Regions from separate parts of the Homo sapiens genome. Here all the other regions are linked to region 1. A link is a loop called in an ENCODE intact Hi-C map of the cell type or tissue named here. Cell type or tissue: B cell. All regions are shown on one strand.

Evidence for each region. A loop is a pair of places that touch in the nucleus more often than their neighbours do. Peaks named below come from ENCODE experiments on the same cell type or tissue, not always from the same donor. Only the 100,000 strongest peaks of a DNase experiment are listed, where the experiment ranks them.
Region 2: it touches region 1 in a loop (3-fold over the local background); 11 of 110 quality-filtered maps call a loop at or near these places.
Region 3: a loop joins it to region 1, with 1.9 times the contacts of the local background. A loop is called at or near these places in 5 of 110 quality-filtered maps.
Region 4: it touches region 1 in a loop (4-fold over the local background); 5 of 110 quality-filtered maps call a loop at or near these places.

Annotation. Positions count from the first base shown.
Region 1 is chr9:27,375,166-27,380,165 of GRCh38, forward strand. All of the region lies in intron 2 of MOB3B (MOB kinase activator 3B), which reads right to left. Among named protein-coding and RNA genes, the nearest start is that of EQTN, 81 kb to the left of the region's middle. In B cell, no CTCF peak of the experiment used is centred here; DNase peaks (open chromatin) are centred at 2,826 and 4,356; H3K4me3 peaks cover 1,169 bases; H3K27ac peaks cover 2,386 bases.
Region 2 is chr9:27,439,886-27,444,885 of GRCh38, forward strand. The region is part of intron 2 of MOB3B (MOB kinase activator 3B); the gene reads right to left. Among named protein-coding and RNA genes, the nearest start is that of IFNK, 82 kb to the right of the region's middle. In B cell, no CTCF peak of the experiment used is centred here; a DNase peak (open chromatin) is centred at 1,986; H3K4me3 peaks cover 560 bases; H3K27ac peaks cover 2,455 bases.
Region 3 is chr9:27,482,859-27,487,858 of GRCh38, forward strand. All of the region lies in intron 1 of MOB3B (MOB kinase activator 3B), which reads right to left. Among named protein-coding and RNA genes, the nearest start is that of IFNK, 39 kb to the right of the region's middle. RefSeq lists a silencer at 2,392-2,521. In B cell, no CTCF peak of the experiment used is centred here; DNase peaks (open chromatin) are centred at 933 and 2,503; H3K4me3 peaks cover 2,869 bases; H3K27ac peaks cover 4,433 bases.
Region 4 is chr9:27,458,443-27,463,442 of GRCh38, forward strand. The region is part of intron 1 of MOB3B (MOB kinase activator 3B); the gene reads right to left. Among named protein-coding and RNA genes, the nearest start is that of IFNK, 63 kb to the right of the region's middle. In B cell, no CTCF peak of the experiment used is centred here; a DNase peak (open chromatin) is centred at 2,449; H3K27ac peaks cover 1,608 bases.

The sequences.
Region 1 (5,000 bases):
TGGCCATACTGGAAAATCATTACCCTAGTAACACTGTCTTTGAGTACCTCATACTTGCAGCTTCTTTGTTCTCCCAGCCCCAGCAAGCACTGGAGTGGGGTAGTCACTCTTTTTGGTTCTCCGTTTAACATAAATGTGCAGAAGGCACCATTTACTTGTTTTCTGAACGGAATCCCAGGGAGCATGAACAGACAGACTTCTGGGGATGATGAAGGCACATGGGCTTCATGTTTTGCAATACAAGAGTTTTCTCCATATGTTCTTTCTTTATTAACATTCATAGGTGGTCCTTGAGTTACATATGCTTAACTTTCTTACCTCCTGCATATTTGCACACTACATGGACATTGCTAAATTCCCTTTACTAGGGTGCATTTGATCTATGATACATTAATTATAGTGGATGCTTTGGTGATGTCACACAGAAGCACTGTGGAGGAGTGTGTACTCGCTAGAGGAGAGGACAAAAGCCCCACACTCACCCCATGCATCCTGAGGAGCCTCTAGCAACCCCTGCTGCCTAACCCCATTAGAAGAACCACCTTGCAGAGCAAAAGCCCTTTTGCCCAGCACAATCTCCCTAGGTTCCTATGATGATTCTCACATTTCCAGGTCCCAAAGGCATTAGCACCCATTGGGACCTTAATTAACAATTGTAAGATGCTTTCTAATTCTCTGAAAAAACTTCTAATCTACAAATGCATGCTTTGTATTTCAGGCAGACATTGTAGAATGTATTTACAAGAATAGGTGACTGCCTACACAAATTCTTTTGGTCTAATCATAAAAGTAATATTGTTTAAAAATTAGAAAATGTTATCATTATCACCCATAATCCCATCAAGAAATAATCACTGGTAATATTTTGTTGTGTTATCTTCCAGTCTTTTTTCTGTGTGTGTATGTATATAGTTTTGTTAAAAGTACAATTAGAGTCATACTAAATATTCAGTTTGTATCCTCCTTTTTGTACTTGACATAAGTATTAGATATTCTTTGAACAATGAATCACCATATAACCATCACACAGACTCAGCAATTATCAAGACAAAGTAATACTTAGATGCCTCTTCTTGTACATATCTTTGACAGTTGGTCCTGACAATTTTCCTTGGCTAAATTCTTAGGAGTGGACTAAATCCCATTTACATTACATTTTACATTAAGAGTTCATGAACACTTTGCATTATACTCCACAATAGATGTTTGTTTCATAGAAAATATTGAAATGAAATGAATGAGCACTATTTGTCTTGCAGTGTTGGTACCCGTTGCACACACTGAGTTTCCCAGAAGTATGCATGCTGCCGTTAGAAAAAAATGGACACAGGACTCAAGAACCAAAGCTATAAAAAGGAATTAGTAGTCTTCCTTTGAGTATAGCAGTGGTTCTCAACCCTGGCTGTGCATTAGAATTATCCAGGGAACATAAAAAAATAGAATGGCAGTGTCTCACACTAGAACAATTGAATCTGAAGTTCCTCAGATGATTCTAATGTACAGCCCTGGTTGAGAAATACTGGCCTACAGAAGTGATTCTTTAAGTGTGGTCTCCGGACCAGCAGCACCAGCAATATCTGGGAGCTTGCTAGAAATGCAAATTCCCAGGCCTCAACCTAGCAGCACTGAATCTAACACTTGGGGACAAGGGTCCAGCAATCTGTGCTTTAAGATGTCCTCCAGAAATCTTGATCCATGACAAATTTTAAGAACCACAGGCCTAGAATATTCCTGGCTCAAGGATCTAGCTTGCTTAACCAAGTGGGAAGTCTGGCTGAAGATTTACAGAATCTGGTGTCTGACTTGAACTCAAGTCTCTCGTCTCCCATTTATTAGCTACACGATCTTGGGCAAATGACTTAGCCTCTCTGAGGCTGTTTCACTGTGAAGGACATAAGGATCTTAATAGCATCTACCTTGTTGGGCTGTTGTGAGGATTAAAGGGAAAATAATGAATGGTATTTTCCAAAAGGTAGAACTTGATAAAATTTGCTATTTTCATTAGCCATCAGAGAACTATTACTGTGGTCAGGAGATCAGGAAGGAAGCCTCCGAGGTGGAGGGAGACAACTGATCTGTCAGTCTGAACACCCAAAACAGATGTTTGTTTCCTAACTCTTTTCCAGGCCTAGGCTTGGATTTAGATTACACCTGCTGTGACACAAATACATGAATCTCCCAGGATGAGACGATGAGTCATTCTCTCAGGAGCTGTCTTCACACTACGGAAGTGCTGAAAATACACGGCTAGAGAGCCGGGCTTGGTCATCTGGACCTCAAAACTGCCAGGGGTGGGAGGAAGGGGAGAAGGGAGGGGACCACCCTTCTAACACCTAGACCAGTGTTCTCAAACGGGAGCCCTGAGAAGCACCTGGAGTGCTCACTGAACACAGACTGCTGAGCTGCACCCCCAGAGTTTCAGTGAGTCTGGGGAGGGGTCTGAGAACTTGTGCTTCAAACAAGTTCCCAGGTGAGGTTTATACAAATCTGACCACACTTTTTATGCTAAATTGAAAACACTGGCAAAGTTCATGAAACTGCAAGGCAACTGAACTGTGACCTATAAAAAGTTTTAAAAACTAGCGAAATGTTCTCTAAGACTTTCACATTTCCTCTGTAAAATTCAAATTCCGTTTGACATTCTATTTAGGTTTGCCCCAGAGTAACACTGGCCAACTTTACAGAAGTGTGGATAGTGACGTTCATTTGAACCCTAGGTCCCCCACAGGGGGTTGAAGGGCAGGGTGATGGGCAAGCCCAGCCTGTCTTGCTCTGCTCTCACAGGTAGTGGGGTAAGAAATCATTCACTGTCACCTCTCCTTCCCCCAAGAAGCCAACACACATCAATCACTTAGACTAAGAGTTTGTATACACCACATCATTTAATTCTTCCTGCAATCTATGAGGTATGGGCTACTTATGTCTCAATTTTTACAGATGAAGGAACTGAAACTAAGAGAGGTTAAACTTTCTGAAGACACATAGCTAGTAATAAGGATCTTCAGGTCAGAAATCAGATCTCAAAACCTTTGCATTTCTCTTTCTGACCTACACAATGAGTAGAAGAGTCTTTGCTTCTAGACTGAAAAGACTGTGTGTGACTGAGAATGAATCTCAGCTGGGGAGGGAATGAGGTCATAAGGATGGATGCTGCATCTGGACATGGGTAAAAAGGGACACATATTGCTGCTCACCTACTCTCCAGCAGGCTCTGATGTCAGCTCTGGACAAAGTGAACAGGAGGCAAAGCTGGCCCTGATCCCATCTAGTTCCCTCAATGATGTGGCCAGAATGATTACATTCACCACTACTCCTGGCGCAAGGGCAAAAGCCAGGGTTTAGTCCCAGAACTATTGGAACCAGGGGGCAGCTTGGCCAAAGGACCGTGAAGGTGAGGGCCGGGGATCTGGTGTGCCAGTCTGTGTTCTTCTTCCCCCTGTATCTCACTCTATGGCTTTCTGGTCCATTCTCCCAGCCCTTGCCAGCCCTGATGACTCCCTGACCCAGAACCACACCTGGGGAATCCTGTGCATCTTTGAGTATTGCATGTGCATGGGCAGAGCTGGGCATGTGACCAAAGTGATAAAGGAAATGAAGGTCTTATCACACAGGGAGGCTAGGAGAAGACTGGAAGGATAGGGCTCAAATATTTGAAAGAAGGTCATTTGGAAGAGGAAAGGGAAAAGAAAATTGCAAACCACTTATCCAGGGCCACAAAGCTAACAAGTGCTAGAGTGGAATTCTAGCCCACGTCTTCTGAGCTCAAAGCTCAAAGCTTGCTCTCTTTCCACTGCTCTGTTCTGCCTCCTCAGGGTCAGAAGGAACCCCTTCCTTTAGGTCAGCATGAAGACAAATTTACATTGCCTAAGGTGTCCAAAATGGGATGCATTGTCTCAGGTGATAGTGAGCTCCCCAGGCTGGAGGTGTTCAAGAAGAAGCCCGGAGACCACTTGCAAGGGTTGTTGGAGCGGGGATTCAGGCAAGGGAAGATGGTTTTCATCTCTGGTTGCATGTTACCATCTCCTGCATTGCTTCTCAGCAGAGTGGATTCCCAGACCCCCTTGTGATTTACTGGCTCTTGGGTGCATCTCAGGAATAGGTGACTTTTAAAGCACCCTTGGGGATTCTAACGCACCTTTAGGAATTACTGGGGTTTCCTTCAACTCTGAAATTCTATGACTTGAGTTTTTGGCATAAGAGACAGCTAGCTGTGGGGTGACAGTGCTGGTGACAACAATATTCGATAATTACTGAGGGTTTACTCTGAACCAGGACCAGTCATTACCTCACTGAGTCCTCACCACAACCACAGGAGGCAGGTACTACCATCATCCCCTGTTCACAGATGAGGAAACGACAGAGGAAGATGAAGTTTCCTGCCCAAGGTCACACCCCAAAGTGTTGGAGGAGCCGGGCTGTGAGGGCTGCAGATCTTTTCTCCTTACCATAGGAGCAGAAGGCACCAAGTGAGACCTGGTCCAAAGCCATTCAGTCCAAGGCAGGTTCTGAACAAAAGCCCCCAGTGGTTAATCTCCCAAATAAAAACTACACAGTCCAGGAAGCACCAGGAGAGTGAAACAGACCCTCAGATCTTGAAAAGATTATAAGCACTGAAAGAGTTGCAAAGCTCTCAAGGCATAAAGTCTAACTATTTCTTTGGTCTAAATATATCATATTTGGTTTTTCAAAATGTAAACTTTTCAATATAGTACAAAGTGTACCTAGGTAAATCTTACTGCTATTCGCTCACCTAAAAATAAAACAAAACTTGTTCGTTAAAAGTGCTTCCATTCAGTTATAGAATATTCAAACAAAGTGTCATTAAGTATATTGACACAACGGTTAAAACATTAACCCCAGTGAAACTCCTGATGTGCCAGTTCAGCAGAACCCACCCACGCCTTTCTGGGAAAAGCTGGATCAACCCCTGTATCTTGCAAGTTGTGTCTAAATCCTCACCCACCACGAGGTCTATGGGCCCCCACTAGCAGTGCAACTTT
Region 2 (5,000 bases), 65 kb after region 1:
CCTCATTGGGAAAACAGGCAAAAGGCTGTTTTGCCTGTCATGCTTTGGGGGTGGGCCCGGTGGTGGGGGGTAAGGCTGTTGTGAGAGGTAAGGTAGCAATGTAAAGCACCTAGTTAACCTACAGTGGAGAGAAAATGGTAGACATCATTATTACAGTAACTGTCTAAAACAAAATCTAGATATGACAAAACCTGGTTAGCAAGGCAGGTGTAAGATTGGTCTCACCCTAGCAGTAAAACACATTTCATGTAGCATAAGATGTTCTATAAATCCCATTCAGAAATGAGTCTGTCCACAGTGGGCAATACATATCTGCCCATCTGCAGGTTGAAGCAATGTGGCCATGTCTCTTTAATGCTGACTGATGTTCAACTACATCACAGTGCCCTTGTCATGGGGCTCAGTTAATGCTGAATTCAATTATCTATGTAGATGGAAAGAGCAGAGTCATAGATAATAATTCTGAGAACAAATACTTTCTAAATGATTCCTTCTTTTTTTTTTTTTTCCATAATAGCTACCTTACTGTATTACTTGGGTCTTGGCTGATGTTTGGTACTCTATAAGAATACGTATCAATGGATGATGGGAAGAAATTCATGACTACTCTGACCTGGATATTATAGAAAGCTCTCCTGAGCCTGAATATTTGTTGCATAAAATTTGCAAGGTGAATAACTGGTGGTGGTCCACCACTCTCTAATGTATGGCACAATAATTATAAAATATTCATTCAATTTTAAGATATTTTCTGTGTGTGTATCAAGTCCCACCAGTTACGCATCTAGTCTGAATTAGCTCATTAGGTTAGGGTGAACATAGTGCTAAGGAAATCAGAAGATTCATTTTTTTTTTAAAGATCAATTAGCATCTTTCCTTTGGTGCTCCCAAAAACTCTGTGATAAGGAGACCACATAACTGTGAATACTGATGTGAAATGCCATCAGTACTGGTGGGTAAATACCATAAAGCAGCGGTCCTCAACCTTTTTGGCACCAAGGATCAGTTTTGTGGAAGACAATTTTTCCACAGCAGGGTTAGGGTTGGTTTCAGGATGAAACTGTTCCACCTCAGATCGTCAGGCATTAGTTAGAGTCTCATAAGGAGTGAGCAATCTAGATCCCTCACATGTGCAGTTCACAATAGGGTCCGTGCTCCCATGAGAATCTAACACCGCCACTGACCTGACAGGAGGCTGAGATCAAGCAGTAATTCTCCATTACTGGCCACTCACCTCCTGCTGTGCGGCCTGATTCATGACTTCCACCAACAAATGTAATGTCTTTTCTACCGTAACTAAGCACTTACCATGCACTGTGGCCATAACTTTTGCAGTTTGAGAGGCAACAAGAAAATTAGCATAAATTTCTTTTTACTTCACAATTTCACAGGCAGAAGATTCATACCATAGATCTGAGCAACCTTAGCCTACAATTTTTTTCTTTCCTTAAGTCCTTATGTTCACCTTTTCACTTAAAGGAAGCACTTTATGGCTTCTCTTTGGCATATCTGAATTGCTGGCATCACTACTCTTGCACTTTGGAGCCATCATTAAGGAAAATAAGGGTTCCTTGAACACAAGCTCTGTGATACTGCAAAGGTTAACTGATAACCCAGATATCTACTAAATGAGCAATGGGCAGGTAGAGTCTACAGTGTGGGTATGCTGGACAAAGGGAAGGTTCTTGTCCCAGGTAGGACAGAGCAAGATTTCATCATGCTACTCAGAACAGTGTGCAATTTAAAACTTATGAATCATTTATTTCTGGAATTTTCCATTTAATATTTTCAGACCACAGTTGACCACAGGTGACTGAAACAGAGGAAATCAGAACCATAGATAAAGGGGGACTACTATATTGTGAAATTCGTAATGCAATTGTCGCTTGTCTTGTTTCAACCAACATAGTCTAGTGCCTACTAGGTACAAAGGACTCCCTCCCCACCCCAGCAGTGTTCTCAGTGTTGTATGGATCCCTAAGGACCCTTTCAAAGGTACACAAAATCCTCCCCTTTCCAACCACATACTCATGTCAGCCCTGACATGAATCAAAACAATAAACCACAATAGACTGAAAATGCAGAAGCGGATATGAGTCCAGTTGCCTTCTGTTAAACCAGACGTTAAAGAGATTTGTGAAGAGTAAAACAATATTACTCTCTTTACTCAAAAATTTTTTTGTTTTGGGAAATGTAGTTATTTTTCATAAAAAAAGTTATTTTGTTAGCATGTAATGGGCTTATTACTTTCTCAATTAATAAATATTTTTAAATTTTCCTAGTTTTAATTTCTAATATTGTTAGCTGTTGCTAGATATGACCCACATACACAAAAGATCAGGATTTTCAGTAATTTTTAAGAATATGAAGGGGTTCTGAAACCACAGAAAATTTGAGGAGCACTGACTGTTGTTCATCTGTCTTATTTAAATCTTACAGCATCCTAATTCCGTTTTCCTACTTTAATTGTCTTCATAGAACTTATCCTTATCTGACATTATGTCATATATTTATTTGCGTTTTATCTGTTTTCTCCATAAGCCAGTTATTTGCCTACTTGCTCTCAGATCCGTTCTCTATCTTTCCTCAGCAAAACGTGTTTCCCAGGCTCCTTTGCCAAAGACAGTGGGAAGCATTGGCAGGAGACTGGAGGAGGGAAGCAGACAGCCAGGTATTTCTACCTCCCACCCTGCCCTTTCGGGTCAGGCAGTACTGCTATTCACCTTGGCTCCAAGGGACCTCCCCTCTTTGCCCCTGGCTCCTGAGCCCTGGTAACACCCTCTCTGACTTCCCTCATGCAAGCCTAAGGTGGCAGTGGCTTCCGGCTCTTGTTATAATATTATATTGTTGCTTTGCCAGCCCAGTTTGACTTTGAGCTCTCTCAGCACTTTTGTGCTAGTTCTCCACGTTAGCTCCTTTCATTGCACCATCTGGCATGGGGCCTGTTTTCCTGACTGAAATGTAAGTTCCATGAGGTCTGGGCCTGTCTCATCTGCTACCATAACCACAATGTCTCAAGTAAATAATTTTTTCAAAGTAACAGCCCTGTGGGATAAGTGTTAGTATCATTATTTTATATATCTGAAAAATAAGGCTCAGGCAGAATTTGCTCGCCCCAGACAAGTGGGTCTCAAACTCTAGCTTGAATCAGAATTACCTACAGAGCTTTAAAACACAGATTTCTGGGCCACTTCCAGAATTTTTGATTCACTAAATATAGGGTGAAGCCTATAACTGCATTTCTAATAAGTTCCCAAGGGATCCTGATGCTGCTGGTCTAGGACCCACTTTGAGAACTACTGCCCTGCGTGACACAACTGAAAAGCAGCAGGGCCAGTCCTTATGTCTAGTCTTCCCACTGCATCTTGAAGCTTAAGGGTATTTGACACCAAGCTCAACAGTCAGGAACGTGCCACCAAATATACATCAACTCTCCCAATAGCTCACTCTGGGACTGTAGTCCAGATCTCTATTACATTATTCATCCTGTACTCTATTATTTGTAGTCTATACCACACTGAAAGTAACAAGTTTTTAAGTTTCCAAACATACATAAACGATTTCTTCCTTTCTTTTACTGGTCTATCACTGAACCTTCTCAAACTGCGAAAGGTATTCTTAAATATCAGGATTTAGTTGGGGAAAATACCCAACCATATTTGCCATCTTCCCTTTATGATTTTACAGCTTTTCACTTTTTCCCTCTTCCTGAAGAATTCAAGTTAGTCCAATCAGGAACCCCTACTTTTCAATTTCTTAATCATCTTAGAGACCATACCCTGGACCGTCTTCTATTCTCATACACCCACCTTGAGTTGCCCCAAGGGCTGGGCACTCTGATTTCAAGACTCACCATCAGGGTTTTGATAAGAAGGTAACATTTTGGTTTGGTTTTAGCATACTTCCTGATCATGCCCCAATAGCTTTATTAGCCCTGGTAGTTGTTAGACTTCAGAAAACCAATGTACACATGACTGGCCTTCTCCTTGGGCTGTCAATAATTATCCTTTCAGAACAGTGAAGAGCATGAATGGCATATGTATGATACACATTCTTTAGTCTTGCACCTATGCAGATATCATAATCAACCACAGCATGTTCTCTCTGAGCCCCATCTAAGAACATTATATGGCATAATATTTCAAGAGCACAAGGCCATGGCAGATGTTCTGCACCTCCTGTGACATTCCAGTAAATGGAAACCTCTGCCTTTGCAACCCCTGTCCTCTGGGAAAAGAAAGAAAGAGAGAGAGAGAAAGAAGAAGGAAAGAAGGAAGGAAGGAAGGAAAGAAGGAAGGAAAGAAAGAAAGAAAGAAAAAGAAAGAAAGAAAGAAAAAGAAAGGAGGGAGGGAGGGAAGGAAGGAAGGAAGGAAGGAAGGAAGGAGGGAGGGAGGGAGGGAGGGAAGGAAGGAAGGAAGAAAGGAAGGAAGAAAGGAAGGAAGGAAGGAAAAGATAAAATACCCCACATCAACCTGCTTTCTTCCACCTCTTCAGATGTCATTTGTAAATGGAGCTCGGGTATTAGAAGGGAAGGCAGTAAATTTTTTCAAGTTAATCATAAAGATATCTTCACAAGTACATCTGTACTTTAAATAGGTACATATATGAAAAAGTGGGCCTAAATTTTTCTACTTGAAAAGAAATACTTTATCCCAATTTAATCTTTATCATTTCCAGAAAACAGGGAATTATAGACACTACTTTCATCTTGTTTTTAAGTTATTATGTTTTTAGAGAGAGGAAAGGTTATAATTTCATCAAATGCAGCTTAAAAAACTCTGTAGCTTTGTAGTTAGGCAAGTCTGGATTCTAAACCTGGATCAACCACTTACTAGGAGGGTGACTTTGAAAGAAGAAATTTATCTCAGTTTCCTCATTTGAAAATAGGGATAATAATAATGATGGTTAACCAGGACTGCTGTGAGGATTAGAAAAAATATAATAAAAGACCTAGCATATTGCTTGGCCCAGAATAAGTAATAAATGCTAGTTAATATAAT
Region 3 (5,000 bases), 110 kb after region 1:
TGGGTTGGCCTGATAAGGCTGCTTCTGGAGAGAAATGAAGCCAGGATAAGGACTGGACTCTTTTCCTAGAGTATCTTGCCTTGAACAGGCCTCCTGCTAACCTGTCTTATCCACTGGAAAACATAGCTACAGCGCTTGCAGTTTAATATCTTTAAGAGGTGCACATACATATTTGAGGGCTTAAAAGAGATAATTGTTTCCAAAATACAAAGAGATAAACATGACAATTACCAAATGTTTAAGTAAATGTCTACAAATATACGGTACTTTTTTTTTTTTTTTTTTTTTTTTTGAGACGGAGTCTTGCTCTGTCGCCCAGGCTGGAGTGTAGTGGCGCCATCTTGGCTCACTGCAAGCTCCGCCTCCCGGGTTCACGCCATTCTCCCGCCTCAGCCTCCCGAGTAGCTGGGACTACAGGCGCCCGCTGCCACACCTGGCTAATTTTTTGTATTTTTAATAGAAACGGGGTTTCACCGTGTTAGCCAGAATGATCTTGATCTCCTGACTTTGTGATCCGCCCGCCTCGGCCTCCCAAAGTGCTGGGATTACAGGCGTGAGCCACCGCGCCCGGCCAATATATGGTACTTCTTTCATTGTTAAATCTAACAAATTTCAATAACATTTTGTTTCAAAATATTTTAAAAATATTTTCTTGTGCATGAAAACAATTAGTAAGTTAAGCTGACTTTCTTTTTAAGAATTCTTGACTGCATAGCTCCTGAGAAAACAGAGCTAATCATAAATTGAATGACATACTTACAGTCAAATGATTTCAAAGGCCCAATTATAAAGGTGCTTTTCATCGCTTGCTGCACAGATTATATTTAATGTGAGGTGTGGGTGCACGTTGTTATGTTTGGTATGCTCGTGGGCAGAAGAGGAACTAAGGCCTCAGAAAATCTTAAAAGACCTGGTCCCATGTACAGCAGGAGGGTGCAAAGAGAGCTGGTATTAATAGGATGTGAAGCGACGTAGGGGGAAATGGCAGAGGGTGTGTCACAGCTGAGTGGTCCATTTGCTGCTGCTCGCCCTTCATGAATGAAATCTTCAAAAAAGCTACAGACTCTGGAAAATGCTGCTTTCCACTGGATTTCTTGTAGGGGATAAGGGTTTGAGTCCAGGTGACAGAGCCACTAAGGAGTGCCAGGGCAGGGTGAGGGCCCATAACGAGCTTATGATGCCAAGCATTGGGGTTCAGGCCAAGTTCTTCCTGCATCTTTGAGGGGCAGGGATGCCCCAAGTGAGAATTGTTACCTGCATTTCATAATATATGCTCTTCTCAAAATGCAGGTCCTATCACAGTTGTCTGGAGCTGAGGGTGAGTTGAACATAGAAGTGATCAGGAGTCTTTCTAAGGGCTCCCATTCAGAGGATCCCATTAACTCAGAGAAAAACGGGAAGAGATAATAAACAGCCATCACAGAAGACACTGATCTAACAAGGTCTCCCAGCATTTCCACAGCAGCCCCCTGTCTGCCATGTAGGGGGTTGAGAAGGTGGGCTGTTTGCTTTCAGTTATAATGGGTCTATGCTAAAAACAAAACAAAAAACTCAGGCGGGAGTAAGAAGCCATGGCAAGTGGACATTTCTCCCTGTGCAAAACTGATGAGTGGGAGGCAGTAAGAAGAGAGCAAACTGAAGTGCATTATTTTTCATTTATTTTTACTTTAAATAAAAAGCATAAAGAATTTGAAAATATTTTGTTAGCCTTCAACCTTCGAGTCACTTTAACCTATCCACATTAAAGGGCCACCATAAAGGCTTCATGAATAGCAGTCCCAGGATAATTCCCTTCTGTTTGCTTGTTCCTGTGCATTTCATGTCTGCCCACCTCCTGAGCCTTGCACCTGCCCTGTGGGTTTGGTGCTTGCACAAATCAACCCCCCGACCCCCGGCCTCCTCTACCCTGCCCTGAGAACTCAGCGTTCCATGCATCCTCAGGCTTTTTCTGCAGGCTGTCAAACCCAGGCATGAGCTCACCAGGGTACCAGCTAGTAAACTACATCCACACAGTCAGGTTGAGGTATCCACTTTAGAAGGGGACTCTGGGACATGGAGTACAGTGACCATTATACCTCAGTTAATGGAAACTTGACTCCCAGCCTTTAACCCTGACAACACATGAACCACCCCGGAAAATTGGCCTTGCCAGTATTTTTAAACAGACCACGGATCCAAGTTCGAGACAAGTGTTTTGCGTGGCCAGATGGACAGTTTCAGCTGGATGTCTCAAGGGCATCCAGTCCATATATTGATAATATATCAATAACAACAAGGATCATAGCAAATACTTCTATATATCACTTATTCTACAATATTAACTCATTTAATCCTCGAAACAACCCATGAGGTAAGTACTGTTATTATTCCTATCTTAACAGATAAAGAAGCTGAGAAAGGTTAAGTAACTTACCCAACAACAACCTGGCAAGGTAGGGACTGTGGAGCTCATTTTACACAGGAAGGAAATGGGTTCACTGAGGTTAGGTGACTTGCTTGCAGAACCAGAACTGAAACCCACCTCTGCTGGCTCTAAAGCCTATTTCCTTTCTAGGACTCAAGGCCTCTCCAACACCACTATTTCTGTTAAGAGCTACATCTGTCTCCCAATCACAAAGCCCCAAATGTCAGCATTGCCTTGGGCAAATCTCACTGATTCTGTCTCTGGAATGTCTCCAATATTAGCCCCTTTCTTTGCACTCCAATGGCTCCTGCTTTACATTTCACTTTCATATCGACTTTTGTGTGGACCATCTCAAACTGATTTTACATCCTACATTCTCTTCCCTCTCTACCCTCATGGAAAATTACTCTTCTTTAAAACACAGCTCTACAAAATGTCAACAGCAGAATTACCATGATATCAATTTTTCCCCCTTGTTCTCTTCTGTGTTTATTGAGTTAAAGGCATTGAGATTATATTCCTTTTGTAATAGGAAAAAAATGGCAGAAACAAAACACTATCTAATGATGTTAAGTCCTGTATGTATAAAACTCACCAACACTATTGCTAACCACATAAGTGCAAACTCACTGAGCTGAACTATTCAAGACTTTTTACAAAGAGAGTCAAAAATCTATAATTTGTTCAATCAATATTTCTTGAGCACTTGGTACACTAGGCTGGGTTTTCTGTAATGAATGAAAGATATAACTCTTCTCTTAGTGGAGCTTACAGTCTGTTGGGGGAGAAGCCATTAAACACACATACATGATGTACAATTACAAATTGTGCTGTGTGCCAAGAATGAAAAGAGCAAGTGCCACAAGACAGGACAACGGGCAAGAGCTAGTTTCGATGGTGGACCAGGAATGCCTCTTTGATGAAGATACTTGTGCACAGAGACTAGAAGGATTCAGGGTGGCAGTATTAGAAGCAAGTCAAAGAGTATGAAGAACTTCCAACGCAGGAGGACCGGTAAGTGAGAAGACCTGTGTGTAAACCTGTAAGCCAATACCTATCTAAAGTTTCATTTGATGAAATCTATTAAGACTTTTAAGAAGAAGATCTGGAACAAGAAATCCAAACAATTAATAGGATAGAAAATTGATCACTTCTGCCTCTGGCTCAAATTTGAAGCACCCTTCAAAGCATTATGGAGGCAATGAATAGAATAACTTCCTGTGTCTTGAGTAATCACATCCCAAATGAACAGACGCATAAGTGGATCAAGCCTAACTAAAGCTAGTCCTGTGGCATCCAAGTGTCAGGGTTTCATATTCGATTAAAACTTTCACCTGGCATTCAAGGGCCCGCATTCTGATTACAATCTAATTTTCCAGCTTTATGTTAGTTAGCTCTGGCCTTCTAGAGATGAGAAGCAGAAATCCACCCAGGCTAGTGTGACTGTGGGGAGAAGTGGTGCTTTAAGAATTTAATGGGAATAAAGAAAATATGAGGTTCATATGAATCTAAACAGGAGTTAAAACAGGACTTGGCCATGTATAAAGTGGAAAGACTCAAGGCAGCTTAAGAATGCTTAGTGTTGGGGCTGGGCGTGGTGGCTCACGCTTGTAATGCCAGCACTTTGGGAGGCTGAGGCAGATGGATCACTTGAGGCCAGGGGTTCAAGACCAGCCTGGCCAACATGGTGAAACCTCACCTCTACTAAAAATACAAAAATTAGCTGGGTGTGGTGTCACATGTCTGTAATTCCAGCTACTCAGGAGGCTGAGGAACGAGAATCACTTGAACCTGGGAGGTGAAGGTTGCAGTGAGCCAAGGTCTCACCATTGCACTCCAGCCTGGGCAACACAGTAAGATTCTGTCTCAAAAATAAATAAATAAATAAATAAAATAAATAAATAATTCTTAGCGTTGGGAGGCAATTCTCCATAACGTTTCTATAAGTCATGCCAGACTATATTTTCTGGGATATTTGCATAGCAAACAGCCTAGGAAACTAAAGATAGTGTTCCCCTGCAGATCAGAAGGCACATGTGTTTCCTGACTAGCATAGTAAAGACAGAGAACATCCCCTGCCCAGAGATCGGTTTACATTCCAGGGTAATAAGCTTTATTACCCTGGAATCAGCCGTCTCTGGAGGGGAGGATAGGCATGTCTCCTTATAAAATTGGGGTTTTCTAAAGCTCAGTGTTGCTCAGCTGTGAAACAGACCCCTATGTGCACAGTATCCACCTAGGCCCACATCCCCATCACCTCCATGAGACCTGGGGGGCCAGGGAGAACTGATGATGCAGACATAATGCTCATGCTGCCTGATGTACCACGAGTAATAAACTAGATAGGTACATTTGGGTTCATTATTTCCTTTCCAGCTGATCTAGTAGCTTTCTATTCTAAGCTGCTCCTTAGGGGCTGCTTGGCCACCTGACCCTTAGAAGCAAGAGTTCGAAGATTTTTCACTTTTGCGTATGCCATTAAAATGACTCAACTATTTCCATAGATTCTTCATGTACATCTTTCTCACCCTGATGCTATGGTCTCTTCTCTGCTTATTGATTCTGCTATGCTATCATCATGGCTTCTGCCTTCTCT
Region 4 (5,000 bases), 83 kb after region 1:
ATAAATATTAAAACACTGTTGGAAATTTGGGAATTTTTCTTCTAGAGATACTCATATAACAAATTTGAAGATATGTTTTTTTTTTTTTTTTGAGACAGGAAGATCACCTGAACCTGGGAGGTCGAGGCTGCAGTGAGCCATGATCATGCCACTGCTGGAGTGGTGTGGTGTGATCATGGCTCACTGCAGCCTCGACCTCCCAGGTTCAAACGATCCTCCTGTCTCAGCCTTCTAAGTACCAGGGACCGTAGGTGCATGCCACAATGCCTGGCTAAGTATTTTATCTTGTATTTTGTAGAGACATGGTCTCACTTTGTTGCCTAGGCTGGTCTTGAACTCCTGACCTCAAGCAATCCTCCCGCTCTGGCCTGATACCAGTCTCTTGAACTGGAAGGACAGGTGGTATTATCTCCATTTTACAGACAAGGAAACAGAGACTCAGATCTCCTAGTGCTTGATTCAAATTTGTAAATGATTCTGACATGGTCAGACATGAGGCTGTCTCTTTAGGTCAAACTTTTGAATCTAAAATGAAGCTTTCTTAAGAAGAAATAGGTTGATCAGGTAGGCCCCCCCCCATGTTTAAAGACAATGGCAATCCAGGATGGATAATAACAGATGTATCATGCCACTGAACGACAGAACAAAGAGGCACCCATCTGTGTCTTTTCCTGAGTGTGAGATGCCATATTGGCGCAGGTACCTGAGAGTTTTGAAATTAAAAAGGGAACTGTAAATGCACCTGGACTTACTTTCCCAGCCCAGAGCCCCCTTGGGACCCCTGCCCATAATTTATGCTGTGGGCTAATCAAATAGTTAGAACAGTGCTTAGCCAATGTGAACTCAGGGATCTTGTTAAAATGCAGGTTCTGATTAGGCTGGTCTAACAGTCTCCCAGGTGGTACTGAATCTACTGGTCCATGGATGACACTCAAAGCATCAAGGCCTGATCTAACTAAGTGATCTTGTTAGAAATGTAGACTCTCAGGCTTCACCCCAAACCTGGTAGATCTAAGTGTGCATTTTAACAAAATCTCAAAAGTATATGATCTGAGAAGTGCTGGGTTGGAGGGCTGCCTGCCTGGCTGAGTAAAGGAATGAATAAACAAACTTCCATTTATTGTTTTGTCAACAGATTGTTTCATAAACAGTCTTCAGTTGAGTGTGGGTATGTTCGAGAAAAAAAAATGAGAGATACTGTTTTGAATACAATCGCCTTGACAGATGGTGACAATGACCAGGTCTTTTGATCTGGACTGACTTGTATAGCCCAGCACCCAGCACCTAGGAGGTCTCCAGTGAATACCTTTTCATAAATGCCAGGTAGAGGGCAGCTGCTGCTATTGCGGCCTCAAGCAGAAAGGTTTCTTTGGCTGAATAAACTGTAGCACTAGCAACAACACAGTGGTTATTTTCTGTCCTGTTTCAGTCTCCAAAAAAAAAAAAAAAAAAAAAAGTCATAAAGTTTTCCTTCTAAGTAGAAATGGAAAGTAAATTCTATGTCATGAACTGCACCCATGACAATTCTGGTTGTTAATAAATATTTGAAACCAATGGTTCATTTGATCAATAAACATTTACTAAAAGCTTTTTATGTGTCAGACACAGGGCTAGGCACTAAGGACATAGAGTTCATAAAAATGTGGTCCCTGTCTATGAAGAATTCACAATTTGGTATGTAGTTTTGAGGTTAGTTATTGACTTTTGCTTTTAATACTATAAAGTTCAATGCACCAACATGCATACTGATGTGACTCCTTCAGAGTATTACTTAGGTCAGGGATGAAACAGGACAATAAAGGGTGAGGTCTTTGGAAAGAGAAAAACAGAAATCTAAATAAATAGCACAAAACTGACAGAAGTTCCATGTGCTCTCCATATTTTCTGCCTAATAGATCAATTATAACAATAAAACATGTGCACTATAAAAACATGCAGAGAGAATTCGGCTGGGCTGCAAGGGAATGTTGACAAGGTAGCTAAGCAACGCACTGGCAAGGAAAGTTCTAATTTTTCTTTTCCTATTGATGTCTTTTGCCTCATTAGTTGAGAAATCAAAGAGTCCTTGCCAGGGATAAGGAAGAAATAAAACAACTCTCCCAGTCACTCCTGAGAGATCCATCTTCTCTAGCCAGGCCCACCTCTAAGAGACCTTGGTGGTACTGAAGGGTGAGGGGGTTAGGAAAGGAGAGGGACTGAAGCTGATACCAGTTGCAGGAAAGGCAGTTCAATATCTTATCTGTGAGGTGGAGGACTCCTCCTGGCAGGATCAGCTGCCAGGATGATTCATTTCCTATAGGAAGGCCATAAGAGAAATGCCCCAGAAACACCCCGCATGAAGGAGGTTTAGTGTCATCTTCATTGCCAGGCACAGAGCTGACTTAACTGAATGTTTGCTGAATGAATGAGTAAATGACAGTGAATTACGAACATTTTACATCACAGTGAAACCACAAAAGAGGAACCAAAGTGGATCTCCTGTCTTCAGTTATTTGGGGACTCTATGTCAATCTGTAAGCTCACTGCCAACTCACTGAGGCCGCTGGGATACCCTGAAGTAACAAGTCTGCCTCCTGAAAGGACAAGACTTCAGCTCAACTTTTCTTTCAAATGAGCTGCTCCATTCCTCTGTGTTATCTGAAATTCCACCTCTTCAGAATCAAAGAATGACCAGTCTGATTTCTCATTTTCCCACTATATTGTTCTCTTTATAGCTGGAATAGTCCTTGGAATCGTCCTCCCACTTCCCAAATATTGAATTAAAGTAGATTGGGTTTTTATTTTAGAGGGGTGTATGTATGTGTGTATCATAAAATGAACATCGTCTGACCTTTCCAGGATCCAATAAAGGATGTGCCTAAGATGCAATTCCATCAGCCCTTATGCACTGTTTACCTTATGCCTACTTAGTAGGTGCCATCTTTGCCCACAGGACAACCCCAGAATGGAAGAGATTCCTGCCTGAGAAGCAGCTTTGCTATTTTTTTCCCCAACGAATTCAACTCCTCAACTTTGAGCTGTCATATCACTGCATTTTGTTACATTAGTTGGGAGAAACCTTGCTGCCTCATTTTAATCTTCAAAGATATGCATGGTTTCAGAGCTTAGAATGCTCACATTATTTCTGAACACAGATGAAGTTAGTACAAATAGGTGTAACCGTACAGAAGTCTGTCACAGGACTATTCTGCTCATCTTCTAGCTCTTCAATGGTCGTTTGAATTGCATTCTTGCTGTTTCACAGGCTTATTGTTTTGGTCATCAGTGCAGACATTCTAGCATCAAATGTGTAAGTAAATAGTGCCAAAATGAAAGCATTACCTGTAACCTTATACACTGTAGCAGCAGCAACAGCTACAATAGATGAATGCACAGGTGTTTTCAGCAAAAACCTATAATGATTCATCATCATTCAGAAGAGGACACTTAGTGGTGAGAAAGAATGGAAAGAGTAAAAGAAAAGAGTGGGATTTGTTTGGTATGGTTTGAAACATTACCTACTGACAGTCCATGGAACAAAAGACAGAGTTTTAAAAAATGTTTTCTGAAATAAAGAGAATAATGTTCCTTCTGGACACCAGTACCAACTAGCTTAGATTCCCAACAATGACAAAGATGAAGACCTTTTGGTCAAACCTTGGGCAGGGTTGATCCAATCTTACTGCAGTTGTAAAAATAAATAGTAAAGTAAAATTATTACAGGATAAAAGCTCAGATGACCTATTTAATCTTATAAAGATTATAAATCTTATAATGACATCCTACTGATTATACTGATTTTTTTTAAAAGAAAGAGAAACTTCTCTAAGTCAGTGAGAGATTTGGTATATTATTTCCAGATATTTAGACTAGCTGGAAAATATTCATTTTTGTGGCTTAAAGAAAGACACGTGAATTGAAAAAAACAATATCTAAGTCAGGTGAGGGTAGAAGAATGGGGGATGGGATGAGAACTACAGATAAAGCTTAAGTTATAGCTGAAATAAAAAATTAAGGCAGGTAAAAAATGTAAGTATTTTTACTTTTTAAAGCATGAGTGTATATCAGCTGATATGATGTCACTCTGAACCTTGAACGGATATTGAGATAAGTATTTTTACTTTATAAAGCATGGGTGTATATCAGCTGATATGATATCACTCTGAACCTTCAGTGGATACTGGGATAAAGGTCATTGTCAGTTACCCTTTCTTTTTCTTTGAAACAGCGTATGTCAATCCTTTCTTGGAAAAGTCTTAAAGGAAAAAGGTTCAAATTCAAGGAAGTTGGATCCTGTAACTGACAACAGACTTGTTTACTCTTAGCCACTAAGTGAACTTGAGTCTCAAAGTCTGAAAAATTTCTAGCCCTAGCACCATGAGAACTTATGTATGACATCTGGAACCATTGCAAAAGATCTTTGCAGGAAGGTGGAGAACACAAAATGGGCAAGAAGACTGGAAATTCGAAAATACAGTTTGAATTTTCAAAAGATCATAAGTTTAAGTTTGACAGGGGATAGGTAAAATTAACACCAAGAGCAGGCAAGATTAAGAGGCACTAAAGCCCAGTGGCTAACAGCACACAGCTTTTGCAGGGTTGCTGCAAGAATTCAAACAGTTTACGTAAAACACTTAGCATTAGCAAGTACTGAATATAGTATAGTGGTTGTTGCTATCATCATGTTCATCATTTGAATCATATTATGATACAAGTTTTACTAGAGAGTCAGATTCTTGAGAGACCAGTCACCTAGAATCTATCTTAGGATGCCTAAAATTCTAATTATATAATATTAACAATGGTATTTATTAAGGACTTCCTATTTATTTTAGTTTTCACAACCTTATGAATAGGTATTATTATTATTATACCTAATTTACGCTTAAGGAAACTGAGACACAGTGAGATTGAAGCTATATCCTGATCACAGAACCAGTAAGTAGCCAAGCTGACTCCAAACCTCTTACCACCTACTTAAAAGTGCCTCTTTAGACAGTTGGGTAGTTAAAGAAAAAAAA